2 separate regions of the Homo sapiens genome follow, and region 1 is linked to region 2. Evidence: chromatin loops called from intact Hi-C (ENCODE). Cell type or tissue: IMR-90. All regions are shown on one strand. Links, peaks and the distances in the headings refer to the core of each region. The heading gives the core; the rest is flanking DNA.

Region 1 (12,176 bases), core at 30-8,029, 370 kb before region 2:
TCAGCCTCCCGGGTAGCTGGGACTACAGGCGCCTGCCACCACGCCCGGCTAATTTTTTGTATTTTTAGTAGAGATGGGCTTTCACCATATTAGCCAGAACGGTCTCCATCTCCTGACCTCATGATCTGCCCGCCTCAGACTACCAAAGTGTTGGGATTACAGGCGTGAGCCACTGCACACGGCCCGGGAGAGTGTTTTTGTTGTTACTGAGATTCTGCTGTCTAAACTTAGCAGACAAATTATATTTCCATGCTAACTTTTAAATATAACAGATTATATTTCCATGCTTCCAACAATTGATTTTTCATATCAGAAGATAATCATCCCCTGACTTGAGGTGACACAGAACAATCACTACAAAATTTTACAGAACGTATAGTTTATCTTCTATAATGAGAAATAAATCAAAAGAGGCTCTCTGAAATCAAAAGGACTGCACTCCATTAAGATTACTTTAAATTGATATCCTGTATATAATTAAGGAAATACGTGGATATAGAGCCAATTATCTCTACAAAGAACAGATTATGCCTGTAATACTTATAAGTATTTATAGTTATCAATGTTAAATATTGTTCAAAGAGAACAGGAGAAAAAGCTTCAAAGGAACTACTGGCCCAAACCAAATTCAAGAAAACCGTAAGGACTTTTTGCCCGTCCAGACAAGGTAACTTGCAGGCATTCTTTATGAAATTGTATGGCTGGTATACTGCTACATTTAAAATAATGGAAAGCTATTTTCCTTCGAACTTTTATTTTTTCCTTTTTGATACACAATCCCTTTACAGAGATAAGATGAAAAGTGAATGCAGTAGAATACAAATAACATACTCATTTACAGTTTATAAACAGATATATAAATATAAATATGTATCAGCCCCTTTTCCATCTGCTGCTATTTCATATTTTTAGAAGAGTACTAAACCTTGTAGGTGTTATCAAAAAAGGTGGGTGAGAAATAGAATATTTGGAAGTTGTGAATTTACAATAAATGTAATTCTAAGTGATTTGATGGCTATTTTAACTAAAATACATTAAATATTTCAGACAAATAGCTATTTGAAAATTTATTTTCAAATTCAACTATATTTTTCCTTAAAAAACTGCAGGTAATGTCAAATATTTAAGATAGTAAAAGAAAAAGAAAACATTTCAAAATCTAAAATTACAATTTTAAATCTTTTTCAAGCAGTCATGAGATTGAAAAAAAATCCTAGTACTGAAATCAAATAGAAACAAATAAACATGTTTTCATATTGATAGATTATAAAGGAGGGGGAAAAAAGAATCCAAGTAACTTTTGAATACTTTAATGGCATAAAGTTTAAGGGAAAAAAACTATAAAGAAAATGTGAACTTTCTTCTTAGTAAATTTATTGTTGGTAGTGGTATTGATGTAGTGATTCTCAGACTATTGTGTGTGTATAAAAGCTGGAGCAGATGTGTAAATGTGCCGATGTGCTCACTGTGGGAAAGAAAATGGAAATATGGAATTGGAGAAAAAGAAAAAGAACCAAGAAGGGTTGGATTGGATGTATAGGTATTAATGTAAGCTCAAGGCTTAACAAAACAAAACAAACAAACAAACAAACAAAAAAACCCTTTTCCTATAACACTATAGTAGCATCAATGAGCATTTGGATCTTGGTTTCTAGCTACCGTTACTAGTCCTAAAATCTTCGTTTCTAATGACCTCTCTCGCCCTCAGATCTTGGTTTCTACATACCATTACTCCCTAAAAGGAATGACAATGCTTACAGAAATGGCTGATTCTAGAACTGAGGCCAAGAAAGTGTGAAATGAGTCAGAAACATATTGTTGTGCCAGAAAATAAGAAAGTGCTCAAAAATAGATAGTGATATGTTGAAAAGACAAAGAAGCCAGATTGAAACATTGCCTTGGCCAAATTTAGGACAACTGAGTATCAAATAAATAATCATGGGAATGGGATTATTGCACACTGAGGAAAAAAGAATCATGCATCCATAGTGATACTAAAAAATACATAGTAATAAAAATGTAGGAAGGAGAGTTCCTCTTTAAAGAACAGTGTCAACTAATAGATGTCAAAGATATGAGGGAACTACAAAATTCACCACATTACAATTCACATAGTAAGAAATGATTCAGGCAGGAGTCATCAACGGTTGCAAAAACTATTGTGCATAAGGGATGTAGAGGAACAGGATATAGAGAAATCTGGTAGATACCACCTTATCCAAATAATCAAATTTGACATTACCAACAATGTGGAATATGCTGATATCAATTGCCTCCTGAAGTGATGCACAACTTAACCTGTGTAGCACTTCGCACAAAAATATTTAACTTGAATCTGAATGCAAGGCAACAATCATAGAAGTCCAAAGTAAGGGACATTCTGTGACACAACTGGCCTAGGATCTAAAAATGTATCAATATCATGAAAGATAAAGAGAGGAAGAAATAGAGAAAGAGAGAAGAAAAGGCTAGAGAACTGTTCTAGATTAAAAGAGACTAAAGAGGAACGACAATGAAGTATAGAGGAGTCCCTGATTAACCCCTGAATTGAAAGAAGTTATATATGACGTTATTGGGATAACTGGAGAAATTTGAATATGGACTGGGTATCAGATAATTACATTGTACCAATGTTAAGTTATCAGAGTGTGATAACTGTATTATGGTTCACTAGAATAATCTCATTGTTCTTAGGCAATAAATGCTGACAGTTTTAGGCTCACAAAACAACTTACACAGTCTCATGTTTATTACTTCATGCCTTTGAACATGCTATTATATCTACACAGAACATCTGTCTCACTTTCTTCACCAAGCTAGCTCTTACCCTTCCTTCAAAACGGAGAACTGAGAATCCTTTCCTGACCCATGTGGCATAAACTAGGTGCCCCTCTGTGTCCCAGTGGTCTGTAATACATATACCAATAAATTCTTTACAATGTTATATTGTTTATGTGACTCTTTCTACCACTAAACCACGAGCCCACTGAGGGCAGGGATTATAGATTTCATTTATCTTCAACACCTGGCAAAATGCGACTATTATATAGAGAGTGTTCAATAAATATATGCTGGCTAAATTAGCTAAATATATGTTGACTAAATTAGCTAAATATATGTTGACTAAATTAGCTAAGATGGTCAGCTGGAAGGGTTGATTATGCATGAGAATAAAGCTCATAGATGGACAGGGGTCCAGGGAAGAGATGGGAATACATTCCCGCCACCATTCTAAACAACACAGCTTTCTTTCTTCCTTTTCCCTTGTCTCATACATCTATTTAGTTGTCAAATACTATAGACTGAAACTCCCCATTATCTCCTGAACTAATCTGCTGTTCCTTTTCTAACTACACTTTATGTTGGTATTACAGAACTGAATTATTTTTTATCTGGAATACTGCATGAGTTGCCTAGTCACATTGCTTCCAGTTTCTCCCTAATTCTGCCCATGCATTACTGATAAGTAAGTCCTACAGCAGAAATGATCTTCAGTTCCCCCGGTCACAAAGTTTCAATATATCTCAGTTCTTACAATATAAAGTTCCAACTCTTTTTTTCATTTTTATTTTTAATTTTCTTTTTTTTGCTCAAATGGATTTTGACAGATAAAGTCCAAACTCTTATTCCTACCCCAACAATGATTTCAATTGTATTTCCAATTGTATCTCTTACTTCCAACCATCCCAACCTGTTCTTTAGCTAAAGGCAACTGCCTGTGATTCTCTACAAACATTCTTTCTCTCGTCCATCACTGTCCACCTGGAACCTCTACCCCTGCTCTCATCCTCCAGAGCAGATGGCTATTTTTGGCCTTCACTCTCACATGCATAATGGGAAGAATACAATAATGAAGTAAAACAACTTGCATTCTAGTCTGAGCTTTCAACTAACTACCTGTGAGACACTAGACTATTATATACATAATCATTCCTGACATATGCAATACAGACAATACCTGTCTAGGGTTAATGAGGGAATCAAATGAGATAATACAAATGAAAGCACTTGATAAATTGCTAAGTGATATACAAATATAGGGAAAGAAATTCACAGATAAAATCCATGGTAAATTACAGGACATGTATGAAATGCCTGCTTATTATTAAATGTTTCAAGCACTGTTTTAGATATGTTACAAATGAAGGAAGTCTTTTTCTTTTTTTTTTTTTGAGATGGAGTCTTGCTCTGTCGCCCAGACTGGAGTGCAGTGGCATGATCTCAGCTCACAGCAACCTCTGCCTCCCGGGTCCAAGCGATTCTCCTGTCTCAGCCTCCCAAGTAGCTGGGATTACAGGCGTGCCCCACCATGCCCACCTAATTTTTGCATTTTTACTAGAGACAGGGTTTCACCATGTTGGCCAGGCTGGTCTCGAACTCCTGACCTCAGGTTATCTGCCAGCCTAGGCTTCCCAAAGTGCTGGGATTACAGGCATGAGAGTCACCGCGCACGGCCGAGGGAAGTCTTTTATAGTGTATTCTATTACGCTCTTCATTAGGTATAACATCATTTCTAAGAAAAACTCTGACTTGAAGTACAAATAGACTCTTGAAATAAACCAAAGTGTAAGATGGGGACATATAAAGAAGATGTTCTTCCAAATGTTAAAAATGCATTTAGAACATTCAACCAACACATGTTCACCTGGCATATGGTACGGTGTGCCAGGATGTTACTAGGCACTAAAGATACCTAAGACCCATGCATATGGTACTGTGTGCCAGGATGTTACTAGGCACCAAGATACCTAAGACCCATGCATATGGTACTGTGTGCCAGGATGTTACTAGGCACCAAGATACCTAGGCCCCAAAGGTAAACACAAAAGCATTTCTGCTCTCACAAGCAGAAAAGTGTATATATGAGTTACTGGAGATGTACAGCTTCCTAGTGAATGATGACTCGAAGAATAAGCAGGAGTTACTCATGTTAGGGACTGTAGAGGGAATAGCATTCTTGGCAAAAGGAATAACAGGTACGAAGGCAAAAAGTATGAATAAAAACAAAAAATGAGGTGTAATAAGATGTTTAGATGATTTATATTTACAGTATTCTAACATAGACCAGAGAAGTTAAAATTAGTCAGTTTTTCTTAGAGTAGAATTCAATTTCTCCAGCTATAATTTATATTAAAAATATTTATAGTTTCTCCCCTGCTGTGAAAACTCTTAAATAACTAGACTAACTGCAAAAGTCAAAGATTTCCTATATGTGAAAAACATATCATCTTAATTTGTAAATGGTATTTTAAAAAATTGCACTGTGTCAAAGGAAATGGAGAAGGGAGAGTTAAGGACATTTCTAAAGTGGAATCAATAGGTCTTAGGAACCGAAAGAAGGCGGAACTGCTAAGGACATGTCTGAGATCTCTGCGGCCCATTGCTGGAGAAAAGAAAATATGAAATTTAAATATTATTGATTTTGATGGGGAACAAAGATTGGAAAATATAATGAGTTTCCTTTTGGACATGTTAATGGAAGGTGCTAGCAGGGACCTCCAGTAACTTCTGGAAGACAGCTGGAAATTCGGGCCTCAAATTCAGACAAAAATGTGGGTAATATTTTTGGAAGTCATTTCCATATTGTAAAAAATACTCATTCAGCACTCTGGAAAAGTATATGCCTGAATCAGAAGAGGTGGCATCTTGGAAACCACCTAAGTTTAAAGGACAGGAGAAAAAAGATAAGTCAGTGATCCAGTAGGAACTCTCTTTCCTTATTCCATTTTCTTCAGCCACGGTACAACCTGAAATTTTAAATAACTAAGCATACAAAGAAGATCCTAAAAGGTTCTAGAATGCTGCAAGCAAGTAAACAAATGAAAACAGGTCAAATATGTAGGAAGGAAATAAGACTAGGACTGGATTTCTCAGTGGCAACACTGAATTCCAAAAGATAGGCAAGAAATGGTTTCCAAATTCTGAAGCGAAATTATTTCCAGTGAAGAAATGATTATGTTGCTAATCAGACAAGGATAGAAAATGGACATTTTTCAAACATGCAAGTGTCTATACATGCCATCTTAGAAAGAGACTGCAAGATGTGCTTTTGCAAAACCAAAACAAGAGGGGTAGAATAGTAAGAAAGAGGAAAACATGGCATCCAGAAAAGGAGAAGGGACAAGAGAGCAAAGTGGCAAAAGGAATTCCCAGGATGTCCCAGTCTCAGAGCAGCCAGTTTAGATCACATGGATCACATGGGAGGAAACTGGGCAGTGGGACAGAGTAGTGGCCACAGAACCGGTAGCAAATCTATTGTGTCGGACCATTTGCAAAATGATTGCTGATTATTTCCCAGATCCATTGAAGACTTTGGATAATACAGTAACAGGTATGTATGTACAAATACTAAACAAACTTTTTGAGAAGTCTCTATTAATCTAGAAACAACAAGATTGTCCCATAGGAAATGCTGTAGTCTGAATGTTAGACTTGATCTCCAATGTAATGGTATTAAAAGGTAGGGTCTTTATGAGGTGATTAGGTCAGGAGGGCAGAAATCTCATGAATGGGATTAGTGGCCTTATAAAAGAGGTTCAAGGAAGCTGTTAGTCCCTTCCACCACATGAGGACACAGCAGCAAGACACCATATATGGAGCAGACAGTGAACCATCACCAGGCATAAAATTTGCTGGCATCATGATCTTGTATTTCCCAGCCTTCAGAACTGCAAGAAATAAATTTCTGTTGTTTATAAATTACCCAGTCTAAGGTGTTTTTGTTATAGCAGCAGGAAAAAACCAGGACAGAAACAAGGAATACTGAAATTTGGGGTAAAGAAAAAAAAACTTAAAAATTAAAAGAAGAAAAATAAAGAAAACAAAGTATATTTACATAGTGCCAATATTATAAACACTGGCCATTCTGTTGGCCATCAACTGTGATATAATTATAATGAAAGACAATGGGGTAAAGGAAGAGGGGTAATCCACACAAGGTGGATTAGTGGTGAGAGGGCATTAGGGAACTAAATCAGGAACTCAGTAATGTCTAAAATAAAAAATTGATATGCAACAGTCTATGCTATTATCTAGAAATAAGGAACACATAAATATCAGAAGAAATATCTAAGAATTAAAAGTGATTGCCTCTGGGAAGTGGGAGGAGGTTGAGAGGAGTGAGGGAGAAGATATTTTATCATGCTATGAGCCTATTATATTTAATTTAGGAATTTGTAGACATTGATAAATACAAGATAGTTAAAAATTTTATTGAAAGAGAAAGAAGATGGCTGAGGAAGAGAATTTGAAGGAAGAGGTTGATTCTTGACCTAAAGATGCTTACCTCTGAGAAGGGGAGGAAGACAGGTAAAAATCGTAAAACACAACAGGTTGAATATTATGACAGAGATATTCAGAATGTGGTACAGGGTGGTGGGCATGTAGTATGGGGCAGAGGGAGAAGGAACAGCAGTTACAGAAGGCTCAGAATATCTGAGACTTAAAGAACCGATTTAAGAGTGCCAGAGCTGTCAAAAGAGACAAGACCCAGCTAAAGCTGTCAGGAAAGCTGTACAAGGCAGGGATTCTTGAAGAATGTGCAGTGGATATGAGTAGGAAGAGATAACAGGGGTAACGCTGCGAGGTGAAGGTGAAGAGAGAGCCGGGGCCAACTCACCAAGGGCTGAATATACCATGCTATGGAGTTTAGACTTTAAAGGAGCCATGAAGTCATTTTAAGCTAGGAAGTAACATGGTCAAATTTCTACTTTAGAAAGAATATTTTGAGAAGAGAAAAGACTAAAGGCAAAAAACAAACAAACAAAAAACAAACCCAAGAGGCATGTTTAATGATTTAAATCTAGACAAAATGTGATTTCAGGGCCCAAGTAAGTTACAGAAGTGGTGAAAATAGAAAAAAGAAAGGAGGAGACATAGAGAAATCTTGGTATCCGTGGTTGTGAATATTATAAAGAAATAGTTAAGGCTGATTTCCAGGCATTTGGCTCAGCCAATTGTATATATATTGATATCATTTGCCAAGTACAGAACCGTCTTTGTTTGATGATAGAATGAGTTGGATCTAGACAGGAGCTCAATTTTGGATATGTTAAGTTGAAATGTTCATGAGATATACAAATACAAAGTGATTCAAGGCTTCTAGAGGGCTGATAGAGTCACAGGTTTAAAACTTGGGAAAGAGGAATTGGTTACACTAATACATTCAACTTAGAAGCATAGGTCGTACCTGAAACTATGGAAAAGAGTACAAGCATAGTAAAGTGGTAGAGAACACAAGTTCTGAATTCATCCATTTAGATTCAAACCAATGGCTCCCCAACTAACAATCAGTGTTATTGGGCATATTACTTAGTCTCTAAAACCCTCATTTATTCCCCCTAAACGTTGAAAGGGCAAGAAGAACAGCACCTATTTCACAAAATATTGAGAGGATTAAAACAGATAAATCACGTACAATGCTCAGTAGGGTGCCTGGCTCATATTAAGAGCTTACTAACAGTGAATCTTTGTTATTTTGCTTATTGATATTATGGTAGAGCTTGAGCTCTCTTAGGGAGACATTGTGTAGTGACAAGAAAAGAGAGCTGAGGGTAATGCACAAGGCAAACTAATAGGAAAAGGTGCTTTTAAGAGGAAATGACTATTATCAACCTGTGACCATTTTCCATTGTGTTTACTTTGTGTGTGCTTTTATAGCTCCTTCTTTTACTTTCCACTGTCTCCTGACATACTTTCCTAAAGTCAAACAACTATATATTACTATTATTTATTTATTTATTTAGAGGCGAAGTCTTGCTCTGTCGCCCAGGCTGGAGTGCAGTGGCGCGATCTCGGCTCACTACAAACTCCGCCTCCCAGGTTCAAGTGATTCTCCTGTCTCAACCTCCTGAGTAGCTGGGACTACAGGTGCACGCCACCACACCAGCTAATTTTTTGTATTTTTAGTAGAGACAGGGTTTCACCATATTAGCTAGGATGGTCTCAATCTCCTGACCTCGTGATCCACCCGCTTTGGCCTCCCAAAGTGCTGGGATTACAGGTGTGAGCCACTATGCCCAGCCTATATTATTATTATTTTTTGAAGACAGCTCTGTCACCCAGGCTGGAGTGAAGTGGTGTAATCTCAGCTCATGGCAACCTCTGCCTCCCAGGTTCAAGTGATTCTCATGCTTCAGCCTTCAGAGTAGCTGGGATTATAGGCATGTGCCACAATGCCTGACTAATTTTTTGTATTTTTAGTAGAGATGGGGTTTCACCACGTTGCCCAGGCTGGTCTTGAACTCCTGAGCTCAGGCAATCTGCCTGCTTCGGCCTCCCAAAGTGTTGGGATTACAGGTGTGAGCCACCACGCCCAGTGACATTTTCTAATATTTCAGTAGTAGTAAGTGACGTGAAGATTACAATCTGGAATTTGGAATGGGACTAGGGAAGGAAAGCACAGTTTCCCCAAAGGTTGAAAGTGTGCAGTTGATATACAAAATTCATAGGCTTATAGTTTAACCCAATTCTAGAAGAAAAACCACACACGCGCGCACACACACACACACACACAGTTGCCCTAACATAATTACATGAATTATTCCTCTATGATTCTGGTTATAGAGATTTTTGGGAAAAAGATTATACAGCTTCTCTTGGTAACCCAGTTCAGTCTTTAACTAGCTAGAACAAAGCTCAAAATGCTACTTAAACCAGACAGCAAAAAGACAGGAATAACTTCAAACAAAGTCTTTGAACTTGTCTTAATCCAGATGTGAAACTGAAAATTTATTTGAGTCAAGGGAGTTAGAAAGCCGATTTTCATTGGGATTTAACTGATAAAATGATAATCAGAACAGTTCTCTTTCATACTGTAATTAAGTGACTGGCTCAACCACAAGAAGTGGAATTTTATGGGGAAAAAACTCCAATAGGTTAATATTTCTGTTTTTTTCTCCCTTATTCGTCATGATTTGTACAAATTTCATTAAATATATTTCTGTTACAAGTTAGGAGAAAAAATTAGAATATTTTACAAGAAAGGAAGTTTTATTTATTTTTTCCTTAAAATAGAGCACCCAAGAGCAAAGTTAAAGAGTGAAACTCCTGGACTTGAATCTTGCTTCTTACTCTTATCAGCTGTGTGCTCCTTAAAGACCACCCCTGTCTCCTTGTGCCTCCTCATACCTATAAGATGAGGATAATAATAGTATTTATCCTCAAAGACTATTGTGAAGATTAAGCAAGGTATAAAGAGCTTAGCACAGTGCCCCCCATATGTAAGGCTTAAAAAATATTAGCTATTCATATTTTTAATATTTTGATGACTATTCTTGTTCACTAATATAGCAAATATTGCTGATTAGTCAATGCAACACATTCATTCTCTACCTTCTCCTTCCTTCCACAGAGGCTAGGAAAGCTAAAATTTCTCTCTGTGGCTCCCCTGCAGCTAAGCTAGAAGTGGCCGTGTGATGCATTTCTGTCTAATAAGGCATATATGTACATAAAGTATGGTATTTCTAGACATAAAAGATGTATATGTTGATAACCACTCTTCCTCTTCCTATCTTAAATATGGCCTGGAATTACGGCAGCTATGACTGCTATCATATGTTACCACCTCCTTCTTCCTATCTTGAATAGGCCTGGATCTGTAGCATCCATCTTATACTTAGGAGTACAGACCACAAGGTCATTCTTTTAGTTGCTCTGGATAAAACATACGGCTTGCTGGAGCCCAGGAGGCAGAGGTTGCAGTGAGCTGAGATCACGCCTCAGCACTATAGCCTGGGTGACATAGCAAGACCCTGTCTCAAAAAAATCCCATGACCAACAACAAAAAATAAGGCTACATTTTCAAAGTTTAAGTGAAAAATATTTTGCAGCTACATTAGAATGTGTAAACCATAATTAGCATACAATTTATTACATTGTATCCAAATTTGAATCTAAATAATTTCATGTCTTACACTAAATAGGATTATAGAGATGATATTTATGAAATAAAGGATTATTATTCTACAAACTCTCCAGCTTAAAAAAAGAAACCTATTCTTGGATGTCATGAATAAACTATGATTGAATTTTAACTATATACACAACCAGGAAAAATGGTAATATAAATATACTATAACAAATTGTATCATATTGTTATTAATTCTTAATTTTCACATTTCTTATGATTTAGGTTCTGTTGTAAGAAAATAATTCCGGATAAAAAAGCTATTTATCTGCTCACTTAATTGTCTACTCAAATAAAAAAGTTACAATCATTTTTGGAATATAAACATATTAAGGCACAAGATGTAAGAGTAACCATATAATGGATGAATTTGTCATTACAAAAATAAGGAGATATATCACATTTAAAAAGAAAAAAAACTTCAGTACATAAGACAGCATTTCCTAAAGTGTGCACCACAGAACACTAGTCCTATAAGAAGCTCTGTGTGTATGTGTTTAGGGAGAGGGGGTAGAGAAGGTGGCTCTGTGGTCAAATAAGTTTGGATAATAATGAGCAACAGAGGCTGGGTGTTGTGGCTTACGCCTGTAATCCCAGCAACTTGGGAGACTGAGGCAGGAGGATCACTTGAACCCAAGAGTTCAAGACTAGCCTGGGCAACATAGTGAGACCTTGTCTCTTAAAAAAAAAATAGCCAGTATGGTGGTGCATGCCTGTAGTCCCAGCTACTCAAGGGGTGACGTGGGGGGATCACTCGAGCCCAGGAAGTTGAGGCTGCAGTGACCCGTAGCTGAGCCACTGCACTGCAGCCTGGGTGACAAAGTGAGACCTTGTCTCAATAACAATAATAATAATGTGTAACATGTACTACACTTGGTGATTCATATCAAATACACATGACAAGTCAATTCATGATAAAGGTGGCATTTCAAATCAGTAGAAGATTAAAAAAATGTGTTCAATAACTACTGTGGTAGCATTAGCCTATTTGGATCTCACCTTGTTATTTATACCAAAATAAATTCCAAGTGGATCAAACATTTCAACATTAAAAGATTAAAGTGTAAAACTATAGCAGAGAATATGGAAAAGTATATTTTCAGTAGTTCTGGAATGGGAAGATATTCCTAAGAAAATCCAAAAGTAATATAAATATCTAAAAATCAAATAGGACAGGTACAGTGGCTCATGCCTGTACCCTCAGGACTTTGTGAGGCCAAGGAGAGAGAATCACTTGAGCCTAGGAATTTGAAACCAGCCTAGACAACAT
Region 2 (12,519 bases), core at 1,854-9,853:
GCCAGCTTGATTAGAGGTGCTACTCTTGTGTATCTTTACAATTCCTCCTTTCAGGATTACAGTAGATATTGTATAGGGATCTGTTCCTTTAGACCAAATGGGCCTTTAACTGAGACAGAACCCAAGATTGCTAAATGGGTCCCTAGGTACCCATATGATACAGCCCACCTTATCACTACTACTACACCTTACTGGACACTTTGCGATTACTAGTATACCCAGCAACCCTAAAAACTCGCTATTATCCCCATCTTAGAGAACAGGAAATTGAACAGCACAGAAGTGACTTATAAGGGTTGGTGAGTACCTAGGCTGGGAATGAGTCAAAAATCCAGCCTCACTCTCCTTCCTTTCCCTCAGTCCCCAGAACTATGATGGGACAGCCAGCTGCTGAAGCAGTTTCTGAATTATTTATGGAGCAAAGAATTCAAAAATGAAATCTTAACAAGAAAGATGAGCATAATTCCAATTGGATGATTACTAAATGATAACAACAACACTGACTACAAAACCACACCTTAAAACCAGGCGCAGTGGCTCACGCCTGTAATCCCAGCAGGGAGGCTGAGGCGGGTGGATCACAAGGTCAGGAGATCGAGACCATCCTGGCTAACACAGTGAAACCCCGTCTCTACTAAAAAAAATACAAAAAATTAGCTGGGCGTGGTGGCGGGCACCTGTAGTCCCAGCTACTTGGGAGGCTGAGGCAGGAGAATGACGTGAACTCAGAGGCGGAGCTTGCAGTGAGCTGAGATCGTGCCACTGCACTCCAGCCTGGGTGACAGAGCGAGACTCCGTCTCAAAAAACAAAACCTCAAAGATAAATGGGCATGGAGGGGGGTTGCAATTTCTGTCAATTGACTAACACTAATAAGAATACATGGTTTGCTAGGGTGTTTCCTCCTTTTTTTTTTTAAGTTGCTCTCAAATGTGTAATAGAAATGAAAAGCTTTTTTATTTCTCATTTATAGATTTTTAAAGCTGGGGTATATACCACAAACCTTATAAACCATACACTCCCAATTCAGACTGAAACATAAGCCAAAATTATCCACATTCCAACATGTCACTAAAAAATGCTTGTCAGGAATTATAATACAACAGCTAAAGAAAATTTAATTTCTTAAATTATTGATAAAGTTTGAACTTATTCTAAATAACTGAATTACCATTAAGTTTTCTTGTATAATTTAATACTACTTATTACACCCTCTAAGTTGTTTTATCTCTTAAAAGGAATCAAAAAGATGATTACATATTTATAAAATGAGCATCTGAAAAATGAAGAGCACAATTCCAGTTTTTACATGCAGTTCCAGTACTACGCATAAGATGTAGGTTACCTTTTACATTTCTTTCAGAAATATTAACCAAACAGGATATAGTTACTGCACATCTAAGTTACCAGGCCACCAGGTGCAGGCTGGGTCATAAAGACCTATAAAATATGGTACCTGCCCTGAAGAAGTTTACAATCCAATAAGTTCTAGAGGAAAAAGAAATAAGCTGGGTCATTTATTTTCCCTTCTTGGTGATTCAAAAAAACAATATAACATTAGTAACTGCCTGCCAGAGCTAAACATACTGAAAAACACAGATTCATCTCCTTAATGCTTTCCTTTGCACTTGTCATCCAAAGCAATGTGGGGAATTTGGAGAGAGAAATTCTAGAATGGGATTTGATACAGAGCGGCCCAATACTGTACCTAATTTGCACTGTGCCATATGCAATACAGTGAAATCCTAACACATTACAGTCTATATTGCAGTCTGGTTATGAACACACCAATTTCTGTAGTCCAGCCACAAGCTCAAGCAACTGCAGCCTAACTGTCCTTGGAAATCCTCCAACAATGCCAAAGGAGACTTCAGCAATGATTTAAGCATATTTGTATAGGACTTTTAAAAGTACAATAGTTTTAGGTTGATTATCGCACCATTCAAACACACTAATAAAAAAAGGCAACAAGGTTTGCAGGAAGTCAGCAGCTGATAGCCACAGGTAAGGGAAGGCACCCATTGATCCTAATAATCTAGTGAAAATTACTAAGGACTGCAGATCTCACAAGGATGTGAAGATAATTCTCACATGCCTGTTTCTGTCATCACTGATGTTGTTTCACTCGTAAACTTATTGAGGGTAGCTCCATAGGCTATAAAACTGCATCATCTTTGCCAGAATAAAATGTCCATGTTATCTATAAGAGTTAAATCACGTTACTGGAAGGTAGTCTATAAGAAACACCTGACTCACAGGTGAAGCCTCCAAGGCCCATAGGTAGTCCCTTTAAACTTGAATGTAGGCAAATGTCTGTCAGCTGAAGAACTAGGAAAAAAAATGCTGCCAAGAATACCATAGGAAAATTCTCAGCATGTGTCTTCAACTTGTGCAAATTCCTATTTACAGAGAAAAGGTCATTTGGAAAATATAGCCATTTTTGGAAGACTGAGCAGCCAAGGTTCTTAAGTATAGGAGATTGGGACAAAACAAAAAAAAGGTAAATTTGTTCATCAATCTACTTGGTACATGTTTGGAACTAGAGACTCAAATAGGGAAAATTTGCTCTTGGGCCTCCCCTTCCCCTCTATCAGATAAGTAAGGCTAACAGAAACTTCAATCTGTAAGGTACAGTACAGTGAGATTAGTGCTATAACTGACACTGATCTAAGCATTCCAGAAGATCTGCTTACAGATACCAGGGAACACCTCAGGGTCCAGATTTGCTTCAAGCATGCACAGAGGACACTGGAATGGACCAAACCAGCACAGAGCAAAAGCTTTCTAGACAGGAGGTCTAGCTTGTAAAAATACATTGCAATCATGCAGGGACCTACAAGTAAATTGTATGAATAGGAACTGGAATTTCAGGTGGAAGTTGAGGGATCCAATCTAGAAATGTGGGCAATGACAAAATTTAAAGGACAAGATCATGCTACTTGGCCTTTAAGTTGTGGATGATGCAGGAGAGAAACTGAAGGGTTTTAAGCAGGTTCCATAATCACACTTGGGTTCCAAAGAAAACTATTGTAGCAGCAACATGGTGGATAAAACAGAGTAGACCCAAGAACGAGAGCCAAGGAAATCAGTTAGGAAGCTATTGCAATCTATTGCAATAACCCAGCAGAGAGATGGAAGGTAAGATAGATGAGGTCAGGGACAGTAGGAGAAGAGAAGAGGCAAGTGCTATAAGTACCCAGGAAGCATAATCAAGGTTACTGGATAACCAATGCATATGGAAGTTAAAGATCAAGAAGTTGAAAATAAATCCAAGGATAAAATGTTGACACTGACTAAGAGAATACAAAAGAAAGAAGTTTATGAGAAAGCAGATAAATTCGAGTTGAGATACAGTGAGTTTGAGGTACCTCTAAGCCATCCATGTAAAATAAGGTTGAATATTTTGGACAAAAGCTCAAAAGACCATCCTAAAATAAAGATGGAGTTTTAAGAAGTCATCAGCTTCTAAATCTGAGCTGTCCAATATGCTAGCCATTAGCCACATATGGCTATTTAAACACAACTTAATTCAAATTACACAAATTAAAAATTCAGCTCTTTGGTAGCAGTAGCCACATTCAAGTGCTCAAAAGCCACATATAGCTAGTGACTATCAAATTGGACATGGCAGGACACAACATTTCCATCATTTCAGAAAGCACTAATCTAAGTGGTAGTAAAAGCTAAAGAAATGGATGAGTTCACACTAGAAGCACGTATAAAGTAAAAAGAGAAAATCAAAGAGATTACTTGGAAAGACTCATTTTAAAGGATAGGGAAAGGAATAACCAAAGATCAGAAGAGAAGAACATGTTAGACCATGGTTTCAAGGGGGGCAAGGTTTGTACAAATACAATGAAGAAGTCATATAGGGTGAGGCTTAAGACAAAAATCAGCACTGGGTTTGGCAGTTGATCTGCCTGGGCAACAGAGCAAGACCCTGACTCAAAAAAAAGCCCAAGTTAACTCCACAGCCTGAGTTCTTAAAGATTATGCTACATGAACTCCCCAGCAACACTGTAGTATGTGTTGATTCACACCTCTCTTTCCCCATACCAGACTGAATATAAACCTCTTGAAATCAAGGACCAAATTGCATCTACCCGTGTGCTATGCTCAGTATAACTGGCATTCAAAAATTTACCGAATAAATGAAAACAAGTAATTCACAGAAAGTGGCTAAAAAGGAAGGAAGCAGAGCATGGTATTCAGAGAGACAAAGGGTCAAGGGAAAGTTGAGGAAAGGGGTTGTTTGGTTTTCCTTCTGCTTTTTCTTTCACAATGGTAAACATTTCAGCACCATTACAGGATGGAGCGTGTAAAAAGCAAAACCTTCCTGACAGAATGTGGATGGGCCAAAAACAGCAGTAAAGAGATTAACCTCAAATAGGAAAATATATTCCTTGTGTGGATATTGGAGGAGAAACAATGAAGAATGGTCGCAGATATAGACAATTACAGCAAGCTCTAGGAAAACTTTCTCTGAAAAAGGTATCAAGGGGCATGCTAAGAGTCAGGAGTAATCATTCCTAAGATCTTAAGCGAATGCTGTGGTATGTTCCCATGTGGGAAAAAAGTGGGTGCTTGACATACACACAGAATATCATTGGAAGGATACAAAAGAGCTAGGTGCAGTGGCTCACATCTACAATCCCAGCACTTTAAGAGGCTGAGGTAGAAGAACTACTTTAGCCCAAGAGTTCAAGACAAGCCAGGGCAACACGATGAGACCCTGTCTCTATAAAATATAAATAAATAAATTAGCCAAGCGGTGCAGCGTGCCTGTAGTCCCAGCTACTCCAGAAGCTGAGGTGGGAGGATCACATGAGCCCAAGAGGTGAAGGCTGCAGTGAGCCATGATTGTACCACTGCACGCCAGCCTGGGTGACAGAGTGAGACACTGTCTCAAAAAAAAAAAAAAAAAAAGATATAAAAGAAAATAATAAGCTAACCAGCAGCCCTTGGGGCTGCTCTGCCTATGGAGTAGCCATCTTTTGTTTCTTTACTTCTCTGATACTTTCTTTCATGTTAAAAAAGAAAAAATAATAAATGTCATCATGGCAGGTGGTGGGGAGGGGGACCTTAATTGGTGGTCTAGGATGGAAGGGAGGCTTAGGGAATTTCCCCTTTGTACTCCTACATTGTTGGACTTTTTAAGAAGTACAGATGTTGTTTTTCAGTTTATTTATTTTTTGAGACAGGATCCCGCTCTGTTTCCCAGACTGGAGTGCAGTGACACAATCATGGCTCACTGCAACCACAGCTTTCGAGGTTCAAGCAATCCTCCCACCTCAGCCTTCCAAGCAGCTGGGACTTCAGAAATGCACCACCACGCCAGGCTAACGTTTTTGTATTTTTTTGTACAGACGGGGTTTCACCATGTTGCCCAGGCTGGTCGTGAATTCCTGGACTCAAGCAATCCACCTGCTTTGGCCTCACAAAGTGCTGGGATTATAGACATGAGCCACCGCGCCTGGCCGCTTTTTCAATTAAAAAAAACTATTTGGGACAAAAAAGAATCAGGCCAATAGATGAGATAAAGAAGTGATAGGTTTAGCATAAATGCTGTGAGAAATTGAAAAGGAGATGACCAAAGAGCTAGTGAAAAGTCAGGACCCATCATGCCCTATTCCCAGTTAATCTCTCTGTGTCTCAACCCCCTCATGTGCAAAATAACAGTAGGGAGAGTGCCCATTTCAAAGTACTGTGTGAGGGATAAGTGATTAAAATAGTGCCCAGCCCGTTGTATGAGCTGAACAAATGCGGTTATTGTGATGATGATTGTTATCTAGCAGCACTGAGGACACACAGATACCCAGTGTCTAAGGGCATCAGTTCACAAAGCTGGGAGTGGTTTCCACCAGGATGCAGGAACCCAGTTCAGCCACAGAAGCCTGCCAGGTTGCTCCAGGCTTGGAGATCTGAGGCAACTGAACAAGGAGGCCAAAGGTTCTATTATTTATTGATATTCTACCTTATGTGAGGTGTGAGGAAGTGAGGAGTTTGAAGGCATCCCAGTTCAAAGGGAGCTCCATGGTTACTTTTGTGGAGTGTGGGTTTAGTGTGGAGCAAATGTTGACAGCAGGAGGCAGACAGAGAAAGAGAGGCAATGTACAGAGGCTGTAGTAGGTCTACATGAAACAGAAAGGAAGGGAATATATCCAGGCACCAAACAAACCTCTGGTGTGTGTCCCACTGCAATGAATGGCTGAGTCCCTGGACACAATACCAGTGTCCCCCAGGAAAAAAAAAAAAAAAAGCTATGAGGATAAAGGAAGTAGGAAGCAGGAAGAAGAGGTTAAAATACTGTCAATAACTGAGAACTTAACACTATAGTGATGAGGTCTCCCCTATTAATAATAGTTGTCACATATTAATTGTGCTGTGCCTAAGCTATCGTAACATGTGTTAACTCAACTAATCCTCACAACAATCTATAAGCAAACAGACTAATTACTTCCATTTTATAGAAGGGAAAACAGAGGCACAAAGGTTGATAATTTGCCCAAGGATATACAGACACGTTTGAGTCTCTCTCAAGTCTTTTTATCACAGTTTAAGGGTGGGACTTCAGAGCCACATTGCCAGGCCCAAGTTCTTCAATAACCCACATATGTTTCTGGTAGTCTTTACATACCCTTGCCCACCACCACTAGGATCTTTTATAAAAAGAAATGAGTAATTATTAATAACATTTAAACAAATTCATCATGAATGGGTTAATGAACCAGGCAATATAAAGTTACAAGAGTACTTTGTTTTGATTTTCAATTAGCCAAACATTCAGATTCCTACTGTAAGCACAAGTCTATACCAGGCACCACACAGAAAGTGACTTCCAAAAGCTTACAAACACATGTATAAAGTAACTAAAAGCAGGTTCAATATAACATAACAATAAGAGCAAAATTATACCCTCAAAAGAGACTGAGTGGAGTTAGAACATGGTTTTAATTGGAGACCGTCACCTTTTATAAAGAAGTGAAATAGTCATATTGAATTTCTCAATGCAGATTATATGCACTCCATTTTTCATGTTCATTTCCCAGGCTGTCAATTTTTTCATTAAAAAAGAATTGTAATTGTCATTATGCAAGGAATTCAATCAAAGGTTTTAATAAACAAAAACAGTTTAATTCTATAGTAAAGTCCATAATTAATGTCACCAATTTGCAAATCTTTTACTTAAAAACTGAATGTTACAAAGTTTCATTTTATGACACCCAAATAAACAGCCAACCTCGGAAAAAAATGCAGCAATTACGGGATAAACTCTCTGTATCTTGGGAAGATACTTCATAATAAAATTAACTAAATAAATGCAGCATTATGGATCTCACAATTAATCTACTCAGGGCTTTTACTAAGGGCTTCAAGAAATTCTACACCATAACTCCTTTGACAGAACTATGACTGAACAGGTATTCAGTCTTCTTTAATTCAAGAGGGTGTGTACTTAGACCACAGCTACTTGGATATATCCCACATCCCTCAGCACACAGAATGACCTCACACTTGGTACATTAATTCATAGTCTCCCCCTTCCTTTCCAGTATTTAAGATCTGTCATGATCCTCAAAGATGGAGAGATCAGAAAGCTACTGAGTATTAATTCCATTCACAGATTTACTTTTAGGGAAAGATATATATATATATATATAAATTGGAACCCTAAAAAAATCAAAATTGAATTTAAAAAAATCAAAATTGAATTAAAAAAAAAAGCCCTGTAAACCCAGGAAATGAAGAGTAAAGATTAGAAGGAGATAAAGATAAGAAGGGAGAAAATGAACATTTCAATGGAATTTATGATATTTAATGTTTTAAGCTTATTAGTGAGTATACAGTGTTTTACACCTCTTTTGTATGATACATACATGATAAAATATATTTTTTTAAAGATTGCAAGTTTCTTATTTAACCAAAAAAACTATTAGAAGCAAACTGTTTTGAAACACATTGTATACATCCTTCACTACTGATACTTACTAATCACTTTTACCTCATCACTAAACAAAGGACTAAGGTGAAAAACATTTGCCTGGTTCAGGTACACATCTAATTTCTTAACTCAAGTCATCTCTGGGTACCCCAAACTGTGGTCTACAGAGGCCTTCCACAAATTCTACTTAAGTCTTATGTTTTTTCAAGATTATCTTAAACATTAGAACTAAAGTAAGCATATTCTGGACATTGTGAATGACCCACTCTATAACCATGTTCTCTCAGGAACTTTTGGTTTTACTTTTGTAAATACTTTTGTATTTACTACCAATATGGTTCTCAATGAGGGCCAAGCAACATCATGACACAATAGATTTTCACAAGCTCTTCCACTTAGGAAGAGTTCAGTTCCAAATGGCTATTTATAATTCCAAAATCACATTATTCTGGAAACTATGCACCCACAGGTATGGAAAATTAGATTTCAAGAGAAAAATGAATATAGAAGCTGGAAGTATAAGAGTTTTTATTTTTTCTGCTGCTTCAACAGTTTTATAACATTTACTAAAAAATGTTTATATATGGCTATTTTCTTTTTAAAAACAGGTTTATAACAGTTCACTACTTCATCTACATCCTCAAGCCAACACCTATGAAAAAGATAATGGTGTCCGATGACAGGCCTCTGCTAACAGTGTAAGGCTATCTGTGAACTCCTCAGTCTACACATATCTTCCTCAGCCTCTGGGATTCCATTTCCACCCAAGAATTAAATTGATAGAAAGAAAAACAGCAAAATATACACATATTTTTCCACTATTAAATCCAATAATGATGACTTAATTTCAGCAAAACATCATCAATCGCATTAAATTAATGTTGCTGTTAATTTGAATTTTATGGGTTTTATAGTTTTGTTTTGGATTGTAGATGTAAATCTGTTTTAGTTTTATAGCTGTAAAAAGTGATAGGCATAAAGAGTTACACTTAGTTTTATATCTGTACATATATTAGTAACATTATTTTTATTATCATTCAAGTCCATATTGGAGTATCACAAGAATTTTTTTTCCTAAGTTTGAAGTTGTTTCCTTTATACGTTTTTTTGTAAGTTACATTTGTACCCCAAGTTTCATCATCCTATTATCCCCACTTTAGACATAAAGAACAGGCCCCTAAGAAAGCTTCAGAAACTTGCTCTGACCATTCAGTCATCAGATCAGAACTCTGCATCAATCCAAATGTTACCTGGTATGCCAGGATAAGAACTAAGAACAGAATGGCTCTGCCTCCAGCACACCAAGAGGAAATAGCCTGGTTCAATTAAGTTTTCCAAGATTAGAAAGCTTTTCAAATATCCAATGTATTCCTAATGCCCTAAAGTGTAGGCAAAAATTGTACTATTATTACTGTTACTACTAATGATAACAAAAACAACAATCCTATAAATGGCAAATATTTCCATAGAGGTTACAATGAGCCAGGTATTCTAGGCCCAAAACATAACTTTTAATCTTCATGACAACCCCATGTTACACATGAGAAAGGGGAGGCACAGAGAACGGTTAAGTAATTGCTCAGTTCACACAGCTAATAAGTGATATTGCTGGGATTCAACCCCTGAGAGTGGTTCAAGTCACTGCTCATAAATGTTACTCATAACGCTTCTTCTACAAAAAACTGTAAGAAAAGATAGCAGTGGGTCTTTTGAAGAATAAAATCTATGGCAAGCATTTCCAAATAGATTTCACTAAGTAACTAGTAACATGAATGTTTCAGGACCAAAGCTTATTTAAACTCTTAAATTCTCCCCTAAGTTAATAAAGACTATTCAATTTGCTATTTGAGAAAAATTACTCCCAATGGTAAGGTATTTCAATGCCATCCTGCTGCTACTGAAAGAAAAGTTACCTTTGTAGATCCTGTTCAAAGAAAGCCCATGCTTTGATCCTTAATATCCCATGAAGTAAAAGGTTATGCTTAATCTATATTTTATAGATCTAAAAGTCAAATTAGTTTCTGAGATAAACAAGCAAGAGTGTAAGGATAAGCATATTCTTTAGCATTCATTTGATTCCTAGTTTAGAGGATACTATGTGCTAAGTTAAAGACAATTACATTAGTGTAATACGTAGCAGTTTTTTCCTGTATTATTCTGCAGCATAAACAAGTTAGACACATGTTAATTTACATTCTATATAAAAAGCCAATTTTAAATCCAATTTATAAGGCAATAAATATATAAAGATTCTAGGACACAGCAATAAAGTTACGCCATAAAGTAGAGTTAATTCAAGACAACAATAATAAAAGCATGACAAATTTTAGCATTCCACCAACTGCACAAAGGTGTTTCAGGTAACATCTGTTCAGAAGCAATTGCTACAAGATAGACTAGATGAGATGCAAGGTTTCACCATGTAATAAATGTATGTCAGTTTGCTTGCTTCATAATTAAAGACATGAGTCTTTGAAAAAAGCAATTAAGCCCTGTTCTAAATCTGAGACAATCATCCCTATCTCTACCCCCACCCCTTTTTACCGTCAAAGAAAAGACCCAGAGTGGTCCAGGAGTATTAAATGCCATATGTTATCTACTTTCAGCAACTAAATGTATCCCCCAAAAAGCCACTTAATATATATTGTTTCTTTTGATAAATCATTTATTTAAAAAAATTTCTGGGTTTTTCTGTTTTATTAAGAAGGATAGAAAGGAAAGAATGGCTGGGAAAATTCAGAGCAATTTCTTAGAACAGCAGCCTGAATAAAATGATTTTACCTCCTTCTGAAGCTTACAATGCCTGGTGTGTGTTAGGTAGAATTCTGACACGAATAAAATTTAGGTGCCTAAAGCTTTCAACTAAAAACAGTATCTCAATTCTTGACAGTTTAACCCTAGGACAACTGAGAGCATCACTTAAGCTGAGAACTCAATGAAGGAACAAGTTCAAAAAATCAAAAAGAGCATTTAGATATCACCTCCATCTTTTCCCAGCTTCCTAGAAACTATAAATACAGAGTAGACAAAACATGAATGGAGGTTTTGGTTGTTATTCCAGTGGTGGTTTATTTTTCTATTGTAATTTGGTTATCGTCTGTCCTCCCAAATTACAAACAAACCCTCTGAAATAAAGTGAAGGCAGAGATTTAAATGAATCTGATGGTCCTCCTTGTAACTATACCTAGCTTCATTTCCTATGGCAGGTGTAACACATTACCACAAACTGGCAGCTTAAAACAACAGAAATTCATTCTCTCAGTTCTGGAGGCCTGAAGTCCCAAATCAGTTTCACTGTGCCAAAATGAAGGCAGGCTGCTCTCCTTCTAGAAGCTCTAGGGGAGTAGCCTTCCTTGACTCTTCCAGCTTCAGATGGCTGCATTACCAATCTCTGCCTCTGCAGTCACAACACTCTCTCCTCTTCTGTGGTCAAATAACAATACATGTGTTTGCATTTAGGGGCCACTGTGATAATCCAGAATAATCTCATTTTAAAATCCTTAATCATCTGTGTAAAGTCCTTTAAAAAAGAAAACAGGAGAAAAGGCATACAAAGGTATTATGTGCAAGTGTGGCAAGTGTGGAGTCATACAAAGTATGAAACTCAAACAAGGGCCAGATGGCTAAATCTTAAATACCCTCTTCATAGGGAAGAGGGAAGTGGGGTATGTAAGGCAATTTACAGGATGAGTAAATAATCTTTAGGGGGGATGAATGGGCCCAAAGAAGAGATGAAAGTCTGAGACAAAGTTTATCTGGGCTTGGTGTGGTGTCAACTCCAATCTTCCTTCAGTATACATCTATTTGACTTGAGATGTCTGGGAAAGAGATTCACAAGTTGAATATCTTCTGGAGGATACAACCTTTAGGTAGATAGGGGAACTTCAGAGAAGACCCTTTCTTGCATTTCTGGCTCCCCAGGTTCTCTCGATTTGAAGTCCAAAGTGGCATATTTGGGGGTATAATTTTCTGAGCCCTAACAATGCTTTCTTTCTCAGATTAGTATCATAAGCTCCAAACAGAAGTTGCTTAAATAAGTGCGTTTTCTTTTTCTCCCAGTACAAGATGTCTGGTGGCAGGTAAGTTCCCAGGTTAACCTAACCTATAGTGGCCCAGAGACCCAGATCCTTCATATATATATATATATATATATTTTTTTTTTTTTTTTTTTTGAGACAGAGGAGTCTCACTCTGTCACCCAGGCTGGAGTGCAGTGGCACAATCTCGTCTCACTGCAACCTTTGCCTCCCAGATTCAAGCGATTCTCCTGACTCAGCCTCCGGAGTAGGTGGGATTACAGGCGCCCACTGCCACGTCTGGCTAATTTTGGTATTTTTAGTAGAGACGGGGTTTCACCATGTTGGCCAGGCTGTCATCGAACTCCTGGCCTCAAGTGATCCGCCTGCCTTGGCCTCCCAAAGTGCTGGGATTACAGGCATGCACCACCGTACCCAACCCCTTCCTATATTCTTGCTCTGCCATATGTAGCGCAGTACATGGGCCTTGTCTTCAGGCTAGCTATCCTCATGACCAGAAGACTATGGCAAAATAAGCATCACATCCTGACTATGGCCAAAGG

The links. Hi-C counts contacts between places; a loop is a spot of excess contacts. Peaks named below come from ENCODE experiments on the same cell type or tissue, not always from the same donor. Only the 100,000 strongest peaks of a DNase experiment are listed, where the experiment ranks them.
Region 1: a loop joins it to region 2, with 18 times the contacts of the local background. A loop is called at or near these places in 3 of 110 quality-filtered maps.

The regions. Positions count from the first base shown.
Region 1 is chr13:59,775,358-59,787,533 of GRCh38, forward strand. All of the region lies in intron 25 of DIAPH3 (diaphanous related formin 3), which reads right to left. Among named protein-coding and RNA genes, the nearest start is that of DIAPH3-AS1, 230 kb to the right of the region's middle. In IMR-90, for the core only: no CTCF peak of the experiment used is centred there; DNase peaks (open chromatin) are centred at 1,774, 2,134 and 4,904; H3K27ac peaks cover 451 bases.
Region 2 is chr13:60,144,848-60,157,366 of GRCh38, forward strand. The region is part of intron 1 of DIAPH3 (diaphanous related formin 3); the gene reads right to left. It overlaps DIAPH3-AS2 (DIAPH3 antisense RNA 2), which reads left to right. Exons shown (of 3, transcript NR_046540.1): 1 at 1-16; 2 at 2,408-2,498; 3 at 8,549-8,658. Among named protein-coding and RNA genes, the nearest start is that of DIAPH3-AS2, 6.4 kb to the left of the region's middle. In IMR-90, for the core only: no CTCF peak of the experiment used is centred there; no DNase peak of the experiment used is centred there.